Linked DNA regions of Homo sapiens: region 1 is linked to region 2. The links are chromatin contacts, found by Hi-C or POLR2A ChIA-PET in ENCODE. All regions are on one chromosome and are shown on one strand. Each heading gives the region's core, a stretch centred on a gene start or an enhancer-like site at or near the end of the contact. The rest is flanking DNA. Distances are from core to core; before and after follow the strand shown.

Region 1 (4,713 bases), core at 128-2,627, 580 kb before region 2:
CTAACCCCATCATGACTGCCACCCACAAGACAGGAGGTGGGCAAAACACACCCACCCTCGGGGGGAGATCCGAAGAAGAAGGGACAGGAAGAGCAGAGTTTCCCATGAGCCTGGAGAAACTCCCCACTTCACCAGGCAGCTAAATCATGACTAGTCCCTCAGGGAAAAGTGAACAGGGCTGAGAGGGGCTAAAGCTACTTTTCCCAATGCTTTCAAAAGAATGAAAACTCCTATCATATTGTCCAAAGCAGGAATGCACGAGGGAGAAGGAAGGTTCCCAACAATGCAAGAAATTATGTCAAATGCTCTATGCCTACTGGTTGCTGCTTTACAGACACATTGCACATAGAGCGAAAGTTCCTGAAGGGTTTATTGTTCTTCAGAATTTATTTAAGATTTGACCAGAACCTTGTAAAAAAGGATATACCAATCCCACTGGCAACAGGCAGCTGGTAATGCACCCATAACGTCCTAAGAAGAGTGCTATCCAGGAGAGAAACTTGTGACTTCCCCCGGATGAGAAGCAGCAGAAGCCTATTTGAAATAAGGAAGCATCATCTTTAAAGAGCCTTTAATTAATATTGTATCACTTCCAGCCCTGTAGGAATTCAACAATGGAGCAACCCAACCAAGTACAACTGGTTGAAGATCAATCAGATTTGGATTTTCATGTGACAAAGATTTTTTTAAAATATAAAGCATAAGAATTTACAATAATCTCCTTCACCATATTTTAGGGAAGATTATTGTTTCAGTGGCTCAGTTCCTATGCCTTTGGATGCCTTTGGTGTGCTGGTCAGAGAAATGGGTAGAAAAGATAAAGTATGGGGAGAAAGTAAAGAGAGGTTTACTTGATCTACATGGGAAAGGGCATAGAGCCACCTAAGGAGGCAATGAAAACATTTAGAACTTGGCAAGGATAGCAAGACAGAGGGAAGGAGGGAGTGTCAAGAGAGGCAACCTAGGCTGGAGATTTTGAAAGAGAGAAGAGAAATTTCAGTAGCTGCCATGAGCTGTGGGGTTTGGGGGAGACAGGAATGGAAAAGTGGATTTGTTGCAAGTTTGAATAGGCACTTCAGAGTAACTCTCTTTTACTCCTGTTCAAGGAAAGCTTCAATATATTAATCATTCTTCAAGAATTTGGAATGGTATTTGTTTTTCTCTTGCATATGTTATCATGAGGTAATAGGCTTTAAGGAATGGCAAAGAAGCCCAGATTTATTTGGATATATCTATTTGAATCTTTCTAGAGTGAGTTATTCTGTGGGTACTGTGCTTGTCCACAAAGTATAAAGTGGTGATTGTAAAAGGATGTGCCTGGGAGGTGGCCAGAGTACAGGATGTGACAATGCCTCAGCAACAGAGTGGTGACAAGGCTATGTTAGAAGGGGGCCCAGCAGAAGCCAGAGACCTGAGTGCAGCCACTTCTCCAGCACACTTCCCATCACCTATCAGTGACTCCTCTGACAGAGACTCATGGTTGGTCTTCAGCACATTGTCTTTGGGTCTTCCATTCTGCAGGATGTTTGCCAGAGAATGGCCAGCTGTGAGGTGAGGCTCCACCTGCTGGGCACAGGGTCATGGAAAGTCACTGCTCTAGAATTAAAAGTGCATCACTTCAGGATCAGCACTGGTGCTGCGTGACTCTTCACCTACTTGGCCTCAGTTTCTTCACCTGTAAAACAGCTGTCTTGGGAAGATGGTATCAATGATCCCTTTCAGCTCTTATGCTCAATGATACCTTTCCAGATACTCATTCCTTACTGTAGCTATTGCTCCCACTTTGTCTTACCCCAGGGCCCTGGCCATCTCCAACTCTTCACCCAGATGTTTATTCTACTCACATCATGGCCCTCCCAGTTAGACCTAACTGGGCGTGAGCAAAAACACTGGGGCTGTGGCTAGAGTGCCAAAGCTGCCTGCTCCTGAACTGTAAGCTCTAGACTGGCTGGGGGAAAAAAGAGGGCATCTCATCAGTGACCCAGGCACTCTGGGAACCATGTTCTGCATGCCCCTTCTCCACACACACAGAACAAGACAGTAGAGCCTGTCTCTGGAGCTCAGACAGCTTGCATAGCAGGAGGAAGCAGCTTTGCTTTTCTCCAGACACTTCTCAGAGCCACTGAAACAGCAACTGGATAAATATAGGAGGATGACGCATCAACTCTCAGTGAATGTGAGTGCATGAGCGTGCGTGCACAGACAAGCCGGCAAGCTGCAGGCTGCCACGTGGCTCTCAACCTCCAAGAATCGACACACGGGCTCCCAGAGCCAGAAAATCTTAGCAAAACTTGGTGTCATCAAAGAATCTTGGCAGGAGGGTGATCTGAGGCCATGAGCGCAGTCATGTCCTTGGCTCCTTGGAGCATTCACGGAGGTCATCCTCTGCTCGGCCCTGGCTATATATAGTCCTGCTTTCTCCAGTGTGCATACAGTCTTTCTGAATGAAACACCAGAAATCCTCCCAGGCTCTGTGAAAGCATCAACTGAGTGGCATTTGAAGGTCCTAGAAAATGAGTGGAGGAAACAGAGCAGGTGTTTTGCTCATTGTGAAAGGCAAACGCTGACTTGGAAGGTTTTGAGGTAGGGAATATGGGCCAATCTCAGCACTGCCAATTTTTAATTACTAGCACAATTAGCAGCCTGGCCTAACAACAAGCCTATTTTGTAAAGCTCTGTTTAAGAACCAGCAAATTGTGGCAATAGCACTAAACAGATGAATAGCACATTCATCATATCCCACTCTCTGAAAGCAATGATCTGCCTGCACAGTCCTGAACTTATCACAGCCTCTACCACCAGCAAATACCTGACATCCTCTTCTTAGCCCTGACTAAATTGGCATAAGAGTAAGAATCATGTCTCCATAAAGGCCGTCTTCCTGTGGTTGATCAATCACATTAAGTGAACTATATTAAATCAATGCAATATACATCAACATTAGCTTCTTGGGATAAAATAAAATAGAATCTCCCTGTCCTCTTATTATCATCTCTTGTCATGACCACTATTTGAAATAATTTTGAAATATTTAATGTAAAGGCATACAATCCCTAATGATTGTGAAATAGCATCTCCTTGGAGATAGGATTTCTGTGAGAGACCCAGTATCCATGAGTGTCCATCCGGCCTTGATAGAACTCATATGTGGTTGAATCTGCTACTTAGATCAAACCTAAGAAACTCAGACAGGCCAAGATTGCTCCTCTGGGATGTGCAAGATCCCTGAGGAACAAGAGGGGCTCATAAACAACAATAGAGGATCTTTGTAAGGAAAGGGAAGCTGTAGACTTTTGTAGACCATAAGACTTCATCTCTAGGACTGAGTTAGAGAAGCAGAAACCATAGACTTTGATAAGCACCTCCTGAACTTTAACTGAGCCCCTAGCTCTTGTATTCTTGGGTCAAGACAAGTGATTGCTGATTCTTCACTGAGCTAAACTTTAGGCAATCATAGTGGAAGGAACCTCAGACTGCTCAAAGAAGATCTGGGTAACTCCCTACCTGCAGAACAACACTGATTTTAGCAGAGTATGCTCTACCAGAAGATCAGCAGAGGACTGAGTAGTGTTAATTGCAGAGTTACTGTATTAGGCTGCTGTAATAAAATACCTTAGACTGAGTAATTATAGGCAACAGAAATGTATAAGCAACAGTTCTGGAAGCTGGGAAGTCCAAGATCAAGACACCAGCAGATTTGATGTCTGGTGAGGGTCTGCTTCATAGATGGCCCCTTCTTGCTGCATCCTTGTTTGGTGGAAAAGATGAACAACGTCCCTTGGGCCTCTTGTATAAGAGCACAGACCCCATTAATCACCTCCCAAGGCCCCATCTCTTAATTGCACCATGTTGGGGACTAGGTTTCAACATATGTATTTGGGAGGACACAGACATTCAGACCACAGCAGTCACTAAGAAGAACTTGCTCCCAAATATTGCCTCACTTCATGCCTAATTCCACTATTATAAATCTATTTACTGGAGACAATCATTGCTTCTCTTTGAGAATCATCTACAAATACTGTGCAAGGGAATGTCGATCATTCCCCACCTTCTCCTACCTACAACATACTTCCTAGGGGTCCTGACCAGCTGGCTTCCACTTAAGTTAGGCCAGAGGGAAATCCTAGCAGGAATTAGAGGGCAGGGGAAAGAAAGAAGTGGTAGTATTCCAGCCCCTCTGTCTCTCTGTTTGGGGATGTCTCTGGCAGTGTCCACATTTCCCCTGTGGTCACACCAGGCCTCCAGTGTTGTCTGGGTGGTCCAGGCACATCTCCTTGATACCTCTAGTTCTTGCCATTGCTAATCTTTGCCTCTACATCTCCTGTTTGCTCTTCAGCTCTCACAACCCATTTGTAGCTGATTCCCCTATTCATTTTCTTTATTGAACTACCTGACTTGGGCTGTTTTCTTGTCTATATCCTAACTTACTCAGAGGGGTACTGATATGGTTTGACTGTGTTGCCACCCAAATCTCATCTTGAACTGTAGCTCCCCTAATTCCCACTTGTCGTGGGAAAGACCCGATGAGAGGTAATTGAATCAAGGGGTGGGTCTTTCCTGTGCTGTTCTCATGATAGTGAACACGTCTCACGAGATCTGATGGTTTTATAAAGGGGAGTTCCCCTACACAAGCTCTCTTGCCTGCCACCATGAAAGACGTGACTATGATCCTCATTCACCTTCCGCCACCATTGTGAGACCTCCCCAGCC
Region 2 (4,313 bases), core at 1,487-3,986:
GTTGCAACTGGAGTAGTCCGTCCTGGAAGAATTGGCTCCTTTCAGCCATGGGCTCCTTTCAGAATTCTTGGGTTTGCATTGCAAACATCACTGGCCTGAGCAACCCTCTGAAAATTTTGAAAATTTTGTTCCAAAGCAGGAAATTTTGCAATAGAAACTAAGCAACTCAGCACCCTGACTTGCTTTTGAAAGTGCAGCTTTGCAATCTAATCAGGGCACAGGATTATTTGCCCCAATGATTCTCTATGGGACATCGTAACCACCTGGAGAGCTTGTTAAAACACCCCCAAAAGTTCTAATTCAGGAGGCCTAGAGGGGAGCCTGGGAATTTGCATTTCTAACAAGCTCCCAGGTGGGGACTAATGCATTTGATCCTGGAACCACACTTTGAGAACCCCTAATTTTTAGTTACTCATTTTTCCCAAATTGCCCATACTGGGAATGGGGAGGTTTTAGAGTATTCTTAGCTATTTCCTTTCTATGACACTTCATTAACTATGTCACCTCCAAAATTTCCATTGTCAAGGAGTCTTATGAGTATGGTTTTCATTTCAGGGGGTGGGGACTGAGAGAGGTCAGATGGCTTGCCTGAACCTCTGGGAGTCACAGCCAGGCGCCTCTGTCTAGCCATCGTGGGTGTTCGATTCATCCTGTGCTGCTCAATAACATAAAACTGCTGCGCTCTTTGGCCAAGCAATTGTCATGTTAGCTTTCACCTCTGATACATACTTTCGCCTTCTCAAACTTACTAATAAAACTTTCAATAGTATCTTTGCAGGAGAAAGCCTCTGGATTCTGGTGAGAGGTTGGATGTAGCTATCTTTTGATATATACAATTTCGTCGAAATCCCAGTTGGGCTAAAGATTCCTTCCTTTAAAAAAAATTTTTTTTTACTTGACCCAATTCAGAGTGAGTGAGTGAGTGAGTGTGTGTGTATGTGTGTGTGTGTCTGAAAAGCACAGGTTTTCTGGGGCATCCTTTTTGTTTATGCATTGATTTATTTTTACTCTTTCCTGCCACGAACAATCCTCATCTCTGTCCTCGTGTCCTTCCCAGCCACTAACACACACGATGTGGCGGGGCCTGGGAAATGCGCCCGCTGGAGCACACCGCAGCCTCGCGGGCTCCCGAGCGGCGCGCGCGGGCCGAGGACCTCCAGGGCCCCTCGCGGGTCTCCCGAGCGCCGCCGCACCGCCCCTGCCCGCGCCCGGGACCGCCTCGTGGGCTTCTTTGTTAGGGCCGCCTGCGCCGAGAGGCAGTCTAGGTCCTGCCGGGGACGCACGGGCCCCACTCCTGACTTCCTAGCCGGAGTCCCCTGAGGACTTGTAAGCATATAGGCTGGAGTCGAGAGGCTAAATTAGGCCCCAGGGGACTTTTTCAATAAAACCCTAAATTTCATTTAGGTTGTTCGTAGGCCAAGCGATTGCAAGGACTCTGAGCCGAAGCAGCGGTGCCGGGCCGACCCGAGGCTCGCTCCTTATCGCCCCCTCCCCGGGCCGGCTTTGTGCAGCTGGGGTCCTGGAACCCGGTCCCTCCCGGGCTGTCGGCCCTGGGGTCTGGTGTCCGCCACCCTCCCCCCCCGGAGGTCGCCACTGCCCCCCTACCCCACTCCCAGCCCTTCCGTTTCCCTCCACGTCCCCTTCCCGCGCCCTCCCCCACTTGAATTCTTCCTCCCCTCCGGCTGGAAGAAAAGTCGGTAATGAGAAACCAGTTCAGTGTCAGTCGGAGGAGGGGGGCAGATAACCCCAGAGATACACGGCAATGGAGAGAGAACTCATTTTGTGCAAAGAGGGCCTCGAGTCACCAGGGAATTCCTGGATTGTCTCAGGCTGTCGTGTGTGATGTCCATCACGCCGTGCGAACACCATCTGCTCGGTATTGTGCTCTCAGTTGCCAGGCTACCTGCTGTACGCAGTAACACTTGACTGCCTGGCTCCACGTTCGCAGCGCTCGCCCAGACGCGCGGGGCGGGGGCCGCGGAGGGGCGGGCGGGAGCCCTGATTAAGCCATCTGCGAGGGGAGGGGGCGCGGGCGCAGCGGCGGCCGGGCACGAGGCCGGGCTGACACCACCATCTGCTGGGGCGCGGGAAGAACGGCAGCTGCTCTGCGTTGCCCCGGCGAGGGACGCCTGGAAAAGGCTGAAGCCCTGGGCGTCCTCAAGCCCGTTATCCACGGGGTCCCCGTCACCCCAGCCTGCTCGCCGCCGGCCGTCTTTTGTGATTCCCTGCTCTTTGGTTCGCCGCCAGCAAGGCTGGCCCCTCTCACCCAAACACTATGCATGTTCTTGAAAACACTTCAGAAAAATAAAGCTTCCCTACGCACAGATTTATAAATAAACAGCTGGCTGTTCTTGGGAGATATTTTTACCACAACTGTTTTTTGAAGTCGAAAACTGCCTGTTTGGGGGAGGTAAGGGTGCTTTTGACACCTCCTACCTCACTCTAGCCTTTAGAAAATTGCTAAGATCTTTTCCCTGGAGGGGAAGATATGTAAAATAGGTTCGTTGGTTTTGATTTCTTTCTCCTCCCTTTATTTTACTGAAGAGTCAGAGGGTTGGGCGAGTAGTGAAGATCTATGTAGCCACAGTTGGATTTTTGAGGGGAAGAAACTGTATTAAGATTCTTGGGAGAAGCAAGGGAGGTCGTTGGGCAAGGAGTGGATTGGAGAACAAGCCAGTAATTACAACTAAAAATACTGCATCATTTGGCTTCAAGGCATTACATCTCGCATGACGAAAGCTCAGCCTGGTTTTCTCTAATTGCACAACACAGTGTGTGTCCTTCTTAGAAACAAGAGCAGTGGCTTGAAATCCTGAAATTTGACAGACTATTTCTCATTAAGCCCTCTGAGACTGGAGGTTAAAAGAAGCCATGTATTATGTTAGTGGCCTCGGCCAGCTTAATGTGTAAGTCAAGTCACTGAGTACATTTTCACACTTTGGAATACACCTCAGAGTCGGGGGCTGTAGGTGTCTCTCATCCACTGTTGAATGCCGCAGAGCTTTGTTGCGAACTAAAGATGTTTCGTATGGAAGGCAGTCCTTTAAGAATGCACATAGTGGCTGGGAGCAGTGGCTCATGCTTGTAATCCCAACATTTTGGGAGGCCAAGGCAGGAGGATTGTTTGAGGCCAGGAGTTCAAGACCAGCTTGGGCAACACAGATGGGCAACAACCCATCTATACAAAGAATTTAAAAATTAGCAGGGCATGGTGGCTTAAACCTGTAGTCCCCCACCTACCCAGGAGGCTGAGGCAGGAAGATTGCTTGAGCCCAGGAGTTGGAGGTTGCAGTGAGCTATGATCATACCACTGCACCCCAGCCTGGGCAACGGAGTGAAACCCTGTCTCTAAAAAATAATCATAAAATAATACATACAGCCCTTCCTGCCTGTAGGTCTTCAGTGAGAAGCCTGAAGGCAAAACCTCTGGGAGGGAATTATTTGGGGAAATACATAATCCTATCCCTTTGGGAGGGTTTTTTTTTTTTTTTTTTCACACTGTGCTTTTGAAGTATTTCTTCTTGGCCCAGGAAGACACGGGCAAAAAGTGGTTTGATGTATCGTCGTCACCCCATTTGCCTCTCTCTTTCTTTTCCCAGTGGAGAGGAGGCTGGGAAAGCAACACTTCTTCACTCCTTACCACTTCCCCAGCTGTGCGGGCTGGTCACACAGGACAAGCATATCTCAAAGTGCACAAAGATAAACAGGGCCATCCCAGACCAACCCTCTCAAAAAATCAAGCTGAAGAAAACTTTATCTTCCCTTGGGCCTCATTTTCTTTCCAACTCTCTCCTCCTTATCAAAACTGGAAAGTATCAAATATACTGAGACAGAAAAAACAAACTACATATCTGCATTTTTGCTGATTGGCTGTTTATATGTCAGTGTGAATTCATTTGTTAAAGTGTAAAGCCAATCAGCCATTTGTCCCTAAAGGTGCCAAGAAACAGCTTTATTTCACTGGAAGGAAGGGCTTGGAAAACAGGTAGCAAATATTTGGGGGAAAAGGGAAGACCCTGAAATATCTAGGCCCCTGCAAGGGTTAGTCCTGAAGTAAACTTTTTGGTAGCACAAAGGTTCCTGGCATTTTTTAGTGTAAGATCTTTTTATTAACATCAAAAATATTTCCTAGCTGTCTTTGTGTATTTATAGAGAAAATACACAAAGGCAAAACATTTTATTAATTTCAGCTACAGCATTTACACATAAAAAATAGAACGCAGTACACTTATGAGAGACACAGTATATAGGTCTACAGGCTGTTCTTAGGTGCACACTTAACACCATGAAGACACTGCCTGGGAGAGGCCTGA

What was found. A loop is a pair of places that touch in the nucleus more often than their neighbours do. ChIA-PET counts read pairs that join two places held with the same protein, here RNA polymerase II (POLR2A). Pooled maps may share reads with other maps.
Region 1: a map of gastrocnemius medialis shows a loop between it and region 2 (4-fold over the local background). The contact joins two enhancer-like sites. A Hi-C loop is called at or near these places in 45 of 168 maps with a recorded cell type or tissue (A673, Caco-2, Calu3 and 26 more) and 39 of 50 pooled maps. POLR2A ChIA-PET finds 5 or more read pairs at or near these places in 1 of 52 experiments (Panc1).

What each region holds. Positions count from the first base shown.
Region 1 is chr4:140,306,128-140,310,840 of GRCh38, reverse strand. The region is part of intron 2 of SCOC-AS1 (SCOC antisense RNA 1); the gene reads left to right. It also overlaps a transcript of SCOC not described here. Among named protein-coding and RNA genes, the nearest start is that of SCOC-AS1, 65 kb to the left of the region's middle. Within about 2 kb of position 1,377, at least 12 of the 41 ENCODE cell types and tissues checked have a DNase peak (open chromatin) inside an H3K27ac peak, as active enhancers do; they include ascending aorta, dorsolateral prefrontal cortex, gastrocnemius medialis and 6 more, where a contact is called at or near this core.
Region 2 is chr4:139,732,739-139,737,051 of GRCh38, reverse strand. All of the region lies in intron 2 of MAML3 (mastermind like transcriptional coactivator 3), which reads left to right. It also overlaps a transcript of MGST2 not described here. Among named protein-coding and RNA genes, the nearest start is that of MGST2, 69 kb to the right of the region's middle. RefSeq lists a silencer at 1,965-2,084. Within about 2 kb of position 2,736, at least 28 of the 41 ENCODE cell types and tissues checked have a DNase peak (open chromatin) inside an H3K27ac peak, as active enhancers do; they include ascending aorta, dorsolateral prefrontal cortex, gastrocnemius medialis and 6 more, where a contact is called at or near this core.